Regions from separate parts of the Homo sapiens genome. Here region 2 is linked to region 1. The links are chromatin loops, found by intact Hi-C in ENCODE. Cell type or tissue: Calu3. All regions are shown on one strand. Each heading gives the region's core, and the rest is flanking DNA. Links, peaks and the distances in the headings are about the cores only.

Region 1 (8,338 bases), core at 220-8,219:
AGGAAAGTGCAATTTCTGAAGTTTGTTCAGAGCCCCAGAGGCAGGATGGCTAAGGGCCTTCTGGGGTCCTCCTACTGCTGTTGCTGTACTCAGCCTTGCCTGGGACATGTGTACATCCCCCAAAGAACTGCTGTGCCATCGTGAACCAACAAAGAGAGGGGAGGAGAACACCTCCTAGGTTAGCCGTTGGGGCCTATTTTTAGGGGAGGTGGTGAGCACCACAGGTGGCTGCTCCTTCCTTCTCTCCGCATCCCTGAAAGAAAAGAGAAAAACATATTTGTTTTCAAAACGAGGAGAAGAGAAGGGGAAAGGGACGAGGGATTGGTTCCAGGACCCCTGCATATACTCAAGTGCATACTCAAACCTGTGCATACACAAGTCCCTCAGCTGGTCCTGCCTAACCTGGCTACAGGAAAAGTGGGTCTCCCACAGTGCATATATGTGGGTTTCACAGCCCTTGAATACTGTCCGCATTTGGTTGAAAAAAATCCACATATAAGTGGACTTGCACAGTTCAAATCCATGTTGCTCAGGGTTAATGGTAGCAGTAGTAGTGGTGGTTTGTCTCTGGAGTGTTTCTGTTGCTTTTGTGGTGCATTTTCTTTCTTTGAGTCCTCCTTCCTGCTATTCAATATCTCATTCTCTTCCATCCCTTTACATCTTCCATTTTGCTTTCTAAGAAGCACTTCATGCTCTAGAGCTGGAGTCTACAGACGTTTCATCTAAAATGCCAGAGTTAACATTTTAGCCTTTGCATGCCTCACAGTCTCTGTTGCAGCTACTCAACTCTGCAATTGTAGCACAGAAACAACCACAGACAATATGAATGGGCATGGCTGTGTTCCAATAAAATGTATTTCAAAAACAGGCATCAGGCCAGATTTGGCCTGCATACCATAGTTTGCTGACCCCTGCCCTAGACCTCTCCTGACCTCTTGTTCTCCATCAAAACTTACACATCCTGTGTCCCGTTCTTCCAGCTCTGACTCTGGAGGCAGGAAACACTGCTGATGGTTAGCATGGTTTGATATGTTCTCTCCCACAGTCAATAACATATATGCATTTAATAAGAAATGCCACTACCCAACAGTCACCAATGTGGAATTTTGGGCATCCTGGCACATCTGAGCCAGAAAGATTCTGAAGATGGAGGAACAGAGGAACCTTTTGGCACCTCTCAAAGTACAGATAGATGCCACAAGCCAGCTGCCAACAGGAATCCAGACCCTGGCTAACCATCACCCAGCTTCCATCTACTGTGTTGTAAATATTATGGGTATAGTGGCGCCCTCTGACTCTCCTGGGGAGTTTCCAAGCTGCTCTTGGGGTGCTCACTGAGGCTTTTGTTTTCTCTTTCAGCAGGGGCAGACCTGCCTGACTTGGATATCAGCTTCTCCATGAAAATATGCAGTGCCTAAAATTTACACTGATCGATTTGTTCACGAGAAAGGACATTTCTAAAAGAGCCAGGAGACTGCCCCCAGAACCAAGAGGAGTACTGGAGAGCAGAAGATGAAGAAAAACCTTTAAACAGCAGAGCAGTGAAGTGGAGGGAGAGGCGGCCCCTCTCCTTTGCCAGAGACTCCCACTCCCAGATGCAGGCTGGAGCGATCCCTCATAATTTAAGCTGACACCCCTCAGCGGAGATGAAAGGAACACCACTCGCTGCTCTCCAACAACAAATGTCAGCATCCCTGGAGGCCGTTTAGACACAAACGCAGCATAAATCTGACTCCTAGTGGGGAAGTCCAGAGATTAAGTCTCCACACACAGCCTACCAGAGTGAAATGAATTTGCTTGGCACAAAGTTTGAACATGTTTCTCAGGGCCTTTCTTTCCCCTTTCTTGTAAAAAAAAAATCTGGAATGGTTCAGGGCTGTTTTCCCCCTTGCTGTTCCTTCCACTCGTTTATGACATAAGCAATGGCAGATGAAAGACCCAGCCATGGTTTATGGCTCAGAGACGGAGCTGCACTACCTGTGGGGCCTCGGAGATTCATTTCAGGTTGTTGGAAAAATCCCAACGGCCCATAAACAGGGCAAGAGATATCTGAGCTTGGCCTAGGAGGCGAGGGTGAGGGAGGGGATGAGAGACCTTCATGCTAGGGCAGGGAGAGGCAGGAATGGGCCTCAGATGCTTCCCCAGAGATGAGCCTCATAAATGTCTTTTAGACAGGGGGAGTAGAGGAAGGGTCTGGGATTTGTTGTGAGTGGAGGGAGGAGGGAAAGAAAGAAGGGAGGAATTTATGAAGACAGGATATATAGGAAGCTATTTCAGTCACTGCCCTGCACTATAGGACTAAAATTCCATTCTCCCTGACAATAGCAGCGATCAACTCTCAATGCAATGAACTCAAAGCAGAATTTAAAATCCAAGAGGCAAAAAGTGCAGTTCTCTAGAAAAGCAAAGTCCATGTAGCTACTGTTTTGAAACTGTCTGACACATAGTTCTTCAAGGGAGTTTCTACTCAGACCAAAAACAGTTTCTGGTAAAAGATTTGACTTGGAGTTCTTTCATTTACTCTTACACTTAGCACTTATTATGGGCTAATGTGTGGAGCACTGCACAGGGACAATCCTAGGATCCAGGGATGATGAAGATTCAGCCTCTGCTCTCACAGATATATGTGATTAGTAGAGGATAAAGACCCAGCACCAAAATAATAACTGTGCAGAGGAGTTAAGAGAGGGGACTAGGGAAGGGTTCACAGTGCAGGTGTCACCTGAGCTGAAAATGAATGACACAAATGGTGACCAGGAGTTGCCAGGGAGAAAAGGGGAGAGAGGGCACTTTATGCCAAGGGCATAAAATACCTAATGACATGGAAACAAGACATTGACCTGGAATGGAGGCTTCTCAAATATGAATGTTCCTGGCATTCCACCACACATTCAGCACTGTTCCGAGTACTGTGAGGGGATAAAAAAGAAGAACCCCTTGCTCTTAAGGAACATAAAACTGAATTACAGTGAGTTGGCATGTAAAAGATACTAAAGTATATTAAAGTGTAAGTAGTTAAGTTCTTCAGGCATAGTAAAAACTGAAAAAAAAAAGTGTGAGCATTTAGAAAAGAGGAGTATCAATTAGCCAGAGAAGTTAATGAATGAAGGAGGCTTCCAGGTAAGGAAGGAGAGGATTTAGAAAGCCCAGTGGGAAGAAGGAGGTGTTACAAAGGACAGGAAGGAAAGGAAGAAGGTGTGTGCAGAGATAAGTGTGGGCCTTTTGGGGCCACAGGCAGCCTTTCATGGCATGGAAGGTCTTATTGGAGCCTTCCACCTAACCGAGGAATAAACATAGCCTCAAAGAGGTGCAGAAACCTGTCCCAAAAGACACAGGGCATAGGTGGCAGGGTCAGGTTTCATGCAAGGCTTGTCTACTTCCAGGACCAGGCCCAGAGGCACCCCTGCAGGGAGGAAAGGAACAGGCTGTTTAGCCAGCATATCAGACATAGTAAGCAATTGACAGTCATCTGTACATGCCTTGGGCCAAGTGTGTGGAAAATCAAATGCTTTGTCTCCCATTAATTACTAATAACCATTAAAGATTACTCTTTCTACGGGAAGGTGTGTGGAGTGGTGGAAAGTAACTTTGACCGTAAAATAGGAGACCTGGATCCTAGTTCTAATTTTGCTACTAAGCTGTGTGCCCTTGGATAAAATTCCTCATGTCTCTGAGATGTAATTTCTTCATCTATGAGATGAATTAAAAATTCCTTATGTTTACCTAATACTTGACATGGCATCACTTTATAATTGCATTGTTTCACTGTTTCTACCACAACCCTATGAGACAGGAAATGCCTTGTTATCGGTTTTTTACAGATGAGCAAACTGAGGCCCAAGAAGAAAGTAAGGTGATCTTTTGCCCAAGGACACACAGCTGGGATGCTCTTTCTTCAACCCCTATCTCTCCCTACCTGCTTGATTTGCCTCACGGGTTGTTGTAAAGATCCAAGGATATGTGGTGCTTGCAAAATATCAGGTGCTGTCTAACTGCAGGCAGCATTATTGTTATTAAAGAGTGAAGAAAGAAAGGGAAGGCTTTCTGGAGGGGGTGAAAGGTTGACCCTGAGCTCCTGCTGGAAAAGCCATTCTTTTCAGTACAAAAGGGGCAGAGCTTATTTTAAATCCCCATATCTCCTCAGACCCTCCCGTCTCCCCCCAACTCCCCCCAACTATCCTGCCCTGCCACTGCAATCCCCACCAGGGCGAATGCAAGGAAAATCTCCAAGCACCGTGCACTAAGCACTCCAGGAGCAGAGCAGACAGAAACCAAGCTGCATGCCAGAGTCAGGCCGTAGGTAAAGTGTCCCAAGAAAGACACCTTTGTTCAAAGATGTCCACTGCAGAGGGGGGTTTCTGGGCCAGGCAGGGGGAGGGACCGGGCAGGTCAGAGGCAGGGCACTTCAGCTCAGACGTCCAGGCAGGCCCCAAAGGGGAGCTGTGTGTCTCCACTCTGAGTGCTGGCAGCCCGCCACGGCCTGGATGCCTCTCCCTTTGCTTTCCTCAGCTGGCTGGTGCTCATGAAGGGAAACCTTGTGCTTGGCAGGTATTCAGGGAAACAGGACAGTATTGGGACTGATTGGTAGAATTACTGTGGATTTGCATCAGTTTCAGGCCTTTTCACATTTGGATAGATCTTAAGCTAACACCTACCTTAGCTCTGTCTCCACTCTACACACACACACACACACACACACACACACACACACGCACACGCACACACACACGCTTTCTCTCTCTCTCCATCATTCCCTCTCTGAATTTTTCCATCTCTTTCTCTCTCCTATCTAATAAAAACATGGCCAAATGTAGTCCAAACTGATAAGCACAGGTGTATACTGCATGTACCTACACATAGATTTGTCAGAACTGCAAATACTGGCAACTGAAATATCAGAAGATTCCTCCCCACCAACATCACTGTATTCAAATCAAGCCTGGGTAAATATACTAACTGAAACCATAACTCGTTTTGTTTTGATTTGGCCAGCCTCCAAGAAGGAGACTGTAGAGCTCATAACAAGTCGATTCAGATGTTTGGGGCTCAGAGCTCAGTCTAGATAAAAGCTCATTAATCCAGCTTCCCTATGGTTCACTAGGCTTGGAGTATTATATGCATGACATTGTATTAGGTTCAAATGAATAAGGTTTGAGTGTGTTTGTCCTAATTTGGGAAGTAACTTAAGTGGATCGAATACCATCTCTCTTTGGAGTAGTCCAATTCTGCTATATTAATTACTAGTCTTTTGAAGGATAAATTATCTGAGAAAATTAAATTGTTTCTAGGCAAGGGTTGGAAGACAAAGGGTTAATTATCTCTCCAAATTGAAAAAGACCAAGACAACAATCCTGTAGGTGGTTAGGAAGGTGCGGTAAGTTGACTAACACTCAAAATGTTCTCATTGCAAAAGTGAGTCCTCATTGGTCAAATTCACTGTGGTTTTAAACATAGAGAGAAGTTGCCTGAATGACCACAGCTGATCAGACTGCTTGAGCCCTTGGCTGAGACACCGTGGTTCCCGACCAGGCCTTCTGCTGGTTTGGAGAGGAAAGCCGAGGCCCATACCCAGCCGGGTCTATGCCTTCAGACTCCAGTCCATTCCATAAACCACTAACAGGCTATCTGAAAGAGCAAGATAAAACAGGGTCAGATACCTAGCCTTTGTTCTTACCTCCACTACTCACCAGCTGTGTGACCTAAGGCAAATTACCTAACCTTGCCTAGGACTGGGAGGAGGTTTGGGAGGAAATGGAGATTCACTGCTAATGAATACAGAGTTTCTTTTGGTGGTGGGGTGGGGGAGTGATAAAAAATGCTCTAAAATTGACTGTGATGGTTGTACAACTCCGAATACACTAAACACTATTAAATTATACACTTCAAGAAAAAAAAAATGGCCTAACTTCTCTAAGCCCTACTTTTCTCTTTGTAAAATCAGAATAATAAAGATCTGTCAAGCCACCCTGATAGGACTGTTATGAACACAGTACAGACACAGTAGATAAATGCACTTTGAAAAAAGTTGTAATAAAAGTGTAAGATATTTCAAATATTTTTATTATGACTCTTGGCTGTTCGTGAACTTACCACATATCCCCACTGGCTAAGAAACTCAAACTCCTCATATGGAAAATTCCATCATTCAACAACTCCAGCTTCAGTGTGCCTACTATGTGTAACCACTCTTTTAGACCCAGAATAAGGAGGAATGGACAAGATCAAGAGAGCCTTTGCCTTCCTACCTCTAGTAGGAGAAGATGGTGAATAAAGAAAAACAGAAAAGAAAACAGAGCAATGGGATAAAGAATGACTGCAGGAGTGAGAAAGGCTTCTTAAATTCACAGTTCTGTGCTAACAGGGAGGTCCAAATCTATCTGCTCTTTGCAGCCTCCCTCAGCTCCTGTCCATGGTAATTTCTTCCCTTTCCAAATACCCAGAGCACGTGTTTGTCTATCTCAAATACTTTAGTTACTCAAGCATATTCAAACAAGAAGACAATTTTGTATGTTGTCTTACATTATTCTCCAACCATTTTAGTGGAAAACAGTATCCTAAGCTCTAAGTACAAACTTTAAAAAAAAAAAAAAAACTAGTGTACTACACCCATATAAAGATTCTGTTTTGACCTACTTCTGGAGGCAGTATAACAGAGTGACTAAGAGAGATGCTTTGGACTCAAATATTTTGCTCTGTCATTTACTAGCTAGTGGCCTTGGCCAGTGATATGGTTTGGATCTGTGTCCCCACCCAAATCTCATGTTGAATTGTAATCCCCAATGTTGAAGGCAGGGCCTAGTGGGAAGTGATTGGATCATGGGGGCAGTTTCTCATGGTTTAACACCATCCCTCTTGGTGTTGTCATGATGATAGTGAGTCCTCATGAGATCAGATTGCTTAAGTGTGTGTGGCACCTCTCTCCTCTTTCTCTTGCTTCTTCTCCACCATGTAAGATGCCTGGATCCCCATTCACCTTCCTCTATGATTGCAAGTTTCCTGAGGCCTCCCCAGAAGCCAAGCAGATGCCTCCATGCTTCCTGTACAGCCTCTGGAACCATGAGCCAATCAAAACTCTTTTCTTTATAGATTTCACAGTCTCCTGTATGTCTTTATAGCAGTACAAGAACAGACTAATACAGCAAAAATTCCCTCTGCATTAAGTCTAGGCAGCCCCATCTATAAAATGGGGTCGTTGAAAGCACCTACCCAACAAGATAGTTACAGGAACTATGGGGTACAGTGTTTATGGTATCTAGTTAATGGTAAGAAATTAACTAAATGCCGGCTTTCATCAGCATTATAATTTTGTGTGTCTTCTATATAATTAGAATAAGCTTCCAGAAAACAGAGTTCAAGTCTAAATCATCTTTGTATCCTCCACAACACAACAACATACTGAGTGCTCAGGAGATTAATAATTAGCTGTTGAATAGCTTGTGTTTCAGTTAATATAGAAGGAAGAGAAATAAGCCAAAGGTCACACTGGCAATGCGTTGCACAAACAAATGTGCTGTAGAGTTCTGCCTTTCCATCTTTTCACAAATCAATTCACCAATGCCAACCAGTAACTTCCAGTCACTATAGAAATTATTAGCTACCTCCACAGTTAGGGTTCACCTGGGATGAAATTTATTTCCCTTGAACTACAATCTGAATCTCTTTCACATTGATATTGATGCTACCAACAGTCCACCTTCTCATTAGTACCCATCCAGTTATGTTTCAATAGGAAGACAGGAGAGCAGGTCATGAAAAAGAGAAACCCCAAATTATGCTAATTAGGGATGGAGAGAAGGAGGGCGACTGAAGAAAATAAAATGGAAACAGGGCAGAGAAGGTGGACAGCACTGTGGAGAACATACAATCAGCAATTTGTTATCCAGCCAGTCCTCATGTGACTGCAACACATAGTCTCCAAGGACAGCTTGGGGGAAAGAGGGGAGCACTTGGTCAGGAGGCCCTCAGCCCTGGCAGACTGGGCGGCTTCCCAGCTGAGAAATCTTGGACAGACCTTCCCATAGCCATGCTTCGTCATTGGTGAGAACACAAGATTAAGTGAGGAAAGTATAAATACTGTTTGCAAGGAAAGATTGCCCTAGATTGCTATAAACTGATTATAATTGTATGCAGTGAACTCCACTACAATCATTCGGAAATTATTTATGGTTATTTCCCTTAGGTGAAATTGAGTGTCTCAAGATGATCTTAATGTTGATGAAATCATTGCTGACAGTACCATCACAAACACTTTGTGTAATTAGTTAGCCTTGAATTTCTAACATTAAAAACTCTTCAATACTGTCATTACTTGTAAAAGACAGAGTTTATTGTTGAAATA
Region 2 (8,338 bases), core at 289-8,288, 68 kb before region 1:
GCTAAAAATGCCTGCCCTAGGTAAATGGAGGAGAGTAAAGACTCAGAGCAGGTCTTTGGAGTTGGTGACCACTTGGAGAACTGTTTCAACAAAGCAGAAACCTAACTTCCAGGTTAAGGAGTGTGTGGTGGTTGCGTGCAAGCCCCCAAGCAACTCCAAATAGGGTGATATGTGATCAGAGTCAAATGAAGGACACAAATAATCAGAGGGTTAAGGATTCAGAACAGGAAAGATGCTATAGAAATGGCAGGGTCATAACAATGTATCAGGAAACATTAAGGCTTGCAATGGGCCTGAAGGTAAATCTGAGGAGCTTGGTTATAGATTTTAAGAGTCTCATCCCAGGGAATTCCCTGCCTGTTTACTCTGAAGAGAAGGTGCTCTGAAATTCTAATCTTCACTCTTCTAAGTGAAAAATCCTGGAAACTCTTCCAAGACTTGCACCTTAGACCAATCATCATGGTCTGCTGTTGACTTTCCTATCATCTGATCTTTTGCCTCATTTGCTGTTCATCCCATATTATCTTTCACTTGCCCATGACCCCTCCTCAGTGGTGGACTTTTATTACCTGCTAAGGGCTATTTTCCTGCTTCATAGATGGTACCTTCTCATTGAGTCCTTACGCAGTGGAAGGGGCAAGGCATCTCTCTGGGTCTTCTTTTACAAGGGCACTAATTCCATTCATGAGAGTGGAGCCCTGATGACCTGATCACGTCCCAAAGGCCCTACCTTCTAATACCATCACCTCGGGAGGTAGGATTTCAACGTATAAATTTTGGGCAAATAGAAGTATTCAGATCACAGCAGCATGTGTGAGGGAAAAGGGACCTGAATCTATGTGTATAGTAATGTCTGGGCACTGACACTGGTATGACCACCTACCACAAGACAAATATTAAATAGGACAATGTCTGTAATACTTTGCTAGAAGGCTATACTACAGAAGGGTATAATCCAAGATGAGTGCCGTGATAGAGCTGCAGTTACAGAGCACCCAAACATTATCACACTCTAATCATAATCACGTCTTCCACACCTGACCGGTAGGGAGCACACATGCTGCAGAGGTCAGACATATCTTAGTGTAATGGCGGAAGCTTTGTAGTAAAAGTTAGGTAGCCTGGGTCCAAGTCCCGACCTTACTCCTTTTTAGTTCCGTAACTTTGAGAAAGGGACATAAGGTGTCTAACCTTGGGTTTCCTGTAAAATTGGGACAATAAAATTCCTGCCTTGTTTACTTCAAAAGGCTATTGTGAAAATTAAATGAGATAATGAATGTCAAAGCATGTTGCGTACTCTGAAATAGTATACAAATGAAAGTTCTTGTAATATAATTGATATTTAATTCTCTCCAAAGCAGTGCAAGATGGGGTAAGAATAATCACCATCATAACGGTTAAATTTTTCTCTTTTATCATGATGTTTTTTGTCACTGAAACATCATTTCAAACTACAGAACAGTTATAAGAAAGTACAAAAAAATGCCCATAACACTTACATTTTTCGCTTTTATAATATCTTGATTTTTTGTACATCATTTCAAACTACAGGAAAGTTATAAGAAAGTAAAAAAATGCCCATAATAGTTACATTTTTCTCTTTTATAGTATCTTGATTTTTTTGTATATCATTTGTAACAGAAAAGTTATAAGAAAGGGGGGGGAAAACCTATAGGTTTGGGAGGCCAAGGAGGGTGGATCGCTTGAGGTCAGGAGGAGACCAGCCTGGCCAACATGGCGAAACCTCATCTCTACTAAAAATACAAAAATTAGCTGGGCATGGTGATGGGTGCCTGTAATCCCGGATACTCGAGGGGCAGGGGGCTGAGGCAGGAGAATCACTTGAACCCGAGAGGAGGAGGTAGCAGTGAGCAAAGATCACACTGATGCACTCCAGCCTGGGTGACACAGGGAGACTCTGTCTCAAAACAACAACAATAACAACAACAGCAACAGCAACGAAAAGCCCATCGGTCTTTTATCGGGATGCATCACATGCATCAATTAGTAATGATTTGCCCCATTTGCTTAACCATTTTCTCCCTTGCCCCCTCTCACTGTCTTGCTTTGATTGCATTTATCATGTCCCTTTATCCCTGAATACCTTGGTATATATTTCTCAAGAACAAGAACATTCTCCTATATCCTCTCAGTACAATTATCAGAATCAGCAAATTTAACATTGATATAATGCTATTATTTAACCCACGGTCCATATTCAAATTTTGCCCCTTCTCTCAAACTGTCCTTTACAGCTATTTTTTCCATTCCAGGATCCAATCTACAATGATGCACTTATTATCATGATTCTTTAAGCCTCCTTTCACCTGAAACATTTCCTCAGCCTTTCTTTGTCCTTCATGATTTGGGTATTTCTGAGGAGTAAAGGCCGGTTGTTTTGTAGAATGTTTCTTATTTGGGGATTGTCTGGTGTTTCCTCATGACTAAATTCAGGTTGCAGAATTTGGACAGAAATGCCACAGAAGAATGCTATGCCCTTCTCAGTGTATCACAGCAGAGGCATGGCTCGTCAGGTTGTCTCGATACTGGTACAGGCAGCTCTGATCACTTGGATAAGGTGATGTCCACCATGTTTCTCCACTGCAACATAATTACTATTTTCTCCCTTTGTAGTTAAATATTTGTGGGGAGAAACTTTAACATGATGTAAATATTCTGTTCTTCGTAAAGCTCACAACCACTAATTTTAGTATTCATTGGTGATTCTTGGCTGAGTGAAGTCTAATGGTCACAAGTGGTAATTTGTTAACGCCGTCCTTTCTTCTACTTTGTAAAGTTAGAATCATAAGGTGGAACTGTTCCTTCTGCCCCATTTATTTATGTATTTATTCATTTATTTATAGACTCATGGATTCTTCTTTTGCTCAATAAGTTTTAATCCATTAATATTATTGCATTTGCTTGGATTCTCAAACATCTCAGATTTGGCTAGTGGGCACCACTTCAATCTGGATCCCCATCGTTTTGACACGCTTCCATCATTTCTTTGTTAAGCACTTCCTTGCTTTCTGACACAAAAAGCTGGTCCAGGTTTATCTTGTATCTCCTCTGCCCTGTAATTCTCCATTTCTCTGAAGGGATCTAGTCAGGTTCTCTTTGTGCAGAATCATCTTTAAAAGTCAAGATCTGGACCTCCAGGCATGTGCATTGCTACTGGGGTATCATTGGTTTTAGGCCCTCTTGGTGAACTGATATCACTTTAAAACATTTTCCGGTAGTGACTGATGAATATATAGATAAACTCATTGTCCCATGACAGCTCATACATATTTAAACATAATACATACATATAATGCTAAACATACATATTAAACCTAATATGCCTATAAAGAAAACATGAATTCGTACTGGTACTTCCATTCAAACCAATGTTACGAGTTTATTCTAGCCCTTCCCCTTTCCGGATTTGGACCTCCCTTCTCTGACAGTGAAAAACCTGGCTCCCACCTACAACGTATTTACTCATTTGCCCAATGCTTGAACACACGCACAGAGCAGTTTCAGAATTACTCACCTATGCCATCATGAAAAACAAACACTATTTAGCATTCAATATTTGTTTATAGCTCTTTTTCTCTTTGGATTGGAGGCATACAGTGAAAATACTGTGTTCAAAAGTTACTTTGATTAGTTTTATTTCCTCCTTCAATATGACTGTTTTTCATATGAAATGCAAATAGATCCAATTGTTTGGATTTAATTTTATGGTTTTTTTCAGGATTTTTATTGATTTGAATTTTTTGAGTAGTAAAACATTAACTTGCTTCCAAAAGTTAAGATTGTACAAAAAGGTATTTTTAAAGATGTATCCCTCTCCTCCATCCCAATTCCTTGCACCCCATTCCCACCATGCCCTGTAAATAACTGGTTTCACTACTTTTTGGTTTATCCTTCCTGTGGTTCTTTTGGCAAAAATAAGCAGATGCCTGTATATTTCCTTATAATAGTTAATATTGTAATTATTACTGGCTTACAGAAAAGGCACAATCTGTACACACCACAGAAGTCAATGGGATCAGGTTCCATTTCTTCCTGACTCCGAGGAGCCTGTAGGGGTCAGCAGGGGACACAGAGCCAGCTCTCCAGAGCTGAGTGGATATTACAAGTTCACTGCAGCCTGAACCCACATCCATCAACTGGCTGCTAATCCTTCTTGACAGACATCCCAGAAGAAACTTGATGTGCTAACTAGTTCCAGAGTTTAACGAGTGTGAAAGCCAAGGTTTGTATTTTGGAGACTGGAAGTAAAGTGATTTATGTCTGCATTTGACTGACCACGAGAAGTCCCCAAGAAAGTGGCTGGACTCAGTTGCCTAAATGTTCTTTTTCCTCAGAGGAAAAGCTTAACCTTTTAAGATTTCTTCATTTCTTCCCCGTAAGTCTGTACTTAGGAGACCCAAGAGCCTCAAGCCTCAAGCCCTTCTTAAAATGCATTTGATATACCACCCCATGCAGGGTGACAATAGCAGGTCTGTCTGCCCGCCTGTCAGTGGGGCCTCTCAGCCCTGCAGGTGAAGAAAAAGGATGGTGGCTTCACCTGAGTGCACCTGTGCTCACCCGAGCAGAGTCAAGAATGTGAACAATTCAAGCATTCTCCAGCCTAAAAACTCAGCTGCAATGACTGCGAGTAGCTGGATGTACTTTTTTCTTTAGGTATTCCTCCTTTGTCTTCATTGCTTTCTTGGCAGAAGGGCGAAGTCAGTGCTGGATGGCAGACAGAAAGCCTCAAATGGCTGTCTTGGCTCAGGCAAGCAGGGCTACAGCAAAGGAGGCAGCTTCAGCTGTTCTGTACAGACCGGAGAAATATGAGACCACCTGGATATAAAGAAAACCCCACCCTAGACTCTGCCAAGTATGGAGAGGAACAGAGCTATCTCTTCCATCCCCAACTCTCAGTGTTTTCTTAAGTCCTTCATACATTTCCACTTTAGTACACTCAGCTGAGAAGTGTAAAGAGATACTCACCCTTAGGGCTAAGAAAAGGTAAATTCTCCCCCTCCTCATTCCAGCTGAAACCCTCTCTAGGTTCACAGCAGCCCCCTTGTGCCCCATGAGGCAGACAATTGGGAATAATGTGTTGATAGATGGTAACATATAGGCGGGAACAATAATGTCCCACTACTGTGGCGCTTTTATAGGTTCTTGGATTTGGAAGGGCCTTAGAGGTCACCTAACTGACCAGTCTTCCATCTCTCTAGCAATCCCTCTGCAATACCTTTGACAGGTTGCCATTCAGTCTCTGTCTGAACACTTTCAGTGATAAAGAACTCCACACTGTTGAATAGCAGACTACTACTCATCCTTCAAGACCCTGATCAAATGTCATCTGCTCTGTGAGGCTTCTCCCAACTCAGCCAGGCATATCGGTTACTCCATAATTTGTGATCCCTCAGCACTTTACCCTCACTTCATCAGAACACATTATATTGGAATTTATCTTTTTCATCCATATCTGTCTCTCCCATTTGTCTCTGAGCATTTAAAGGAAGAGAGCCACATATTATTTATCTTTGTATCCTCAACTCTTACTGCAATACCTGACACTTAGATGGTGTTCCAATAATGATCGTTGACTATATAGATGAGTGTATTCTCTTAAGACCACTTACACCATATTTAAACAACTATAATTATTAGAAAATCCATCCTTACATCGAGCCTATGTCTTCTTTCCACACAATGGTCTTTATTCTGCCATTAGACAAAGGGACAAAAGGACACATCAAATATCCATTATGTGCTAGACACTGTGCTTGACAAGTTTATAGAAAGTCCACTTATGGTTCCATTAACTGTTCTTCCAATAGTTGCTGTCCTCATGATTCCCACAGACCTCTCCTGTGCAGTCTAACCCTCCACGGTCAGGCCCACAGTTTCTCAGCTGATGTGGCTTTAGGACCCTGGCTTTCCATTCACCCTGGTCTGGATGGGTTTATCATGAAGAAGCTAAGGAAACCCAGAATCGTGTATTTAGTTCCACTTGCTGTCCTGATAATGCAATGTCTGCTGGAATAGCCTGTGACAGCTCCTCAGTTTCAGGCAGGGCAGATACAAAGGCTTTGGGAAAAGGTGAGCACTTTCCCTAAGTGCCAGCCACAGCACCTCAGCAGGCCAATGTTTCCTGATCTCCCTTCAAGCCAACTTCAAGGGAAGCTTCTGTTCAGCATCCTAGCTTATGAAACATTAAACCTGAGAGCAAAGGGCCATATCCCACCCTCAGAAGATTATTATCAGTAGTGGCTCATCCTTAGTCCCAGGTTTTCCTTTGTAGATCAATCAACAACATTTAACTTCTAGTCTTGCCTGGACCTATCATCTATTAGAGTTTTAGTTATTTTCGAGTAGGAGATTTCTCTGCAAATACTGCTGCCAGGATATGCATATATCCATGTATTTTAGCTCACCAGGTCTCTTCCCTCTGGAGAACACCAGGAATACCAGGGAGAGGTGGAATGAGAGGGCAAACTGACACTGAAAGCAAAGGCACAGATGTTCAAGTCAAACTTCACCTGGAGCCAACCCCTCTCTTCACTCTTGCAAAAACACACCCATCCAGCCAAGTGCATTTCTTTCTTGCCACCTCTAAAGATGAATTTCTGATGATGACATATTTGATTTCAGTCACTGTCTTCACAGCTGAAAGTGAACTGCCCAGTAACTGTCTAACATTCTTTTCAAAGCCCACCACAGCATTTCCTTCTCATCAGATATCCTATCAGGCTCTTGTTAGCTATACTGGCTTTCAACACATCCCTGTCCATGTCAGCTTAACCTTAATGCCTTTCTACATGCAAAGTGACCACTTGTGCTTTGGGCCCACCCTGTATCCTATAGAGGCTTCCATCCCAACAATTGATTGAAATTACTTACTTATACAACTGTCTCCCACAAAATAGTCTATGAGCTTCTTGAGGGCAGGAACTTTACTTTGGCTTTGGTTTTGGCTTAGTATTTGCAGGATCCAGTATAATCTCTGACATGTAGGACACACTCAGTCAGCACTGATAAACTCCTTTTAACAGTCCAAAAAAGTGGTGAGTCAATGTTTTTGATCTTATACCTCATGTCAGTGGCTTTGGAATTTGTAAAAAAAAAAACATCTGGGGAGCTTTTTAGAAATACACACCACAGATCTGTTGATTCTATTGTATTGATGGGACCTTGATACTTGCATTTGTAAATAAGTAACCCAGATGATTCTGATGTGGGTGTTCTTCATTGCACATTTTGATAAATAGTGATTAACCTGCAGCCTTCTTCCTCACCATATTCTGGGTTTAGGGTAATTTGCCATTTCATACTCATAAGATTATTAGCCTGGTAGATTGGTCACACATTGTAAATGCAGTAGATCTACCATTCAGCAAGGCATGAGAGAAAGTCTCTTATGGGGTAGACACAATTAAGTAAATTAACAGCTGTTTAGATACCATCAGTCAGGATAGGAGAGGCTATGCTGCAGTAACAATCAATCACAAAATCCCAGTGGCTTAATGTAACAAAAGTGTACTTCTTACCCAATGAACTTGGCAGAGGACTTGGTTTATGTGTAGTCACTCAGGGAGCCAGGAAGGTAGAAGTTCCACATCAAAGTGTGCTTCCAGTGTCCCACAGAGGGGAGGAAAGGATGTGGCAAGTCCTGCACTGGCCCCAAGGCTTTGTCCTGGAAGTGACATATGCTCACACTTCGTTATGCAAAGCAAGTCCTGTGACCACACCCAAGGAGAGGATAGCACGAATGCTAACCAATACCAGTAATGATTACCCAAACACTCACGTCCAATATGAAACCAGAGAAAGGTGTTAGAGAACCTGGCACAAAGTAGATGCTCTGATAAAAATATTTATCAGACCAAAAAAAAAAAAGAGAAAATGTGGCCCTTGTGTGGGGAAAAAACTATCACTATCTTTCTGCTTGCAAAGCTGGTTATATTCTGTTTTAACATATATTAAAATGTATGTTCTATGTTATTGAGTGGAAGAGCCATAGATTACAGAACAGCTATTGGTATGATTATGAACTAATTTAGAAAAAGTTATGGGTGTACACATACACACAAGGCATAGTTATATGTTACATAACAAGAATTAAGTGTCTGAAACCATGTTCCACCAAATGTTATTAATGTATTATTTCAATATGATGGGCTTTTAAGTAACTTTTAAAATTTTATTTTTCTTATGTTGTTTGACATACTGTCAGTAAGCATGATAATCAGAAACAAACAGTAAAGTAACTTCTGTTTTGAGAAAAGAATATACAAATGCTCATTGCAAGGGAATAAAGTAGGCAATACTAATGAAAACATGCATGGCA

Evidence for each region. Hi-C counts contacts between places; a loop is a spot of excess contacts. Peaks named below come from ENCODE experiments on the same cell type or tissue, not always from the same donor. Only the 100,000 strongest peaks of a DNase experiment are listed, where the experiment ranks them.
Region 2: a loop joins it to region 1, with 3.0 times the contacts of the local background. A loop is called at or near these places in 6 of 110 quality-filtered maps.

The regions. Positions count from the first base shown.
Region 1 is chr1:165,217,234-165,225,571 of GRCh38, forward strand. The region is part of intron 4 of LMX1A (LIM homeobox transcription factor 1 alpha); the gene reads right to left. It overlaps LMX1A-AS1 (LMX1A antisense RNA 1), which reads left to right. Exons shown (of 3, transcript NR_183535.1): 2 at 1-20; 3 at 1,360-1,811. Among named protein-coding and RNA genes, the nearest start is that of LMX1A-AS1, 5.4 kb to the left of the region's middle. In Calu3, for the core only: no CTCF peak of the experiment used is centred there; DNase peaks (open chromatin) are centred at 4,448 and 4,998.
Region 2 is chr1:165,148,816-165,157,153 of GRCh38, forward strand. No RefSeq gene overlaps it. Among named protein-coding and RNA genes, the nearest start is that of LMX1A-AS2, 51 kb to the right of the region's middle. In Calu3, for the core only: no CTCF peak of the experiment used is centred there; a DNase peak (open chromatin) is centred at 4,086.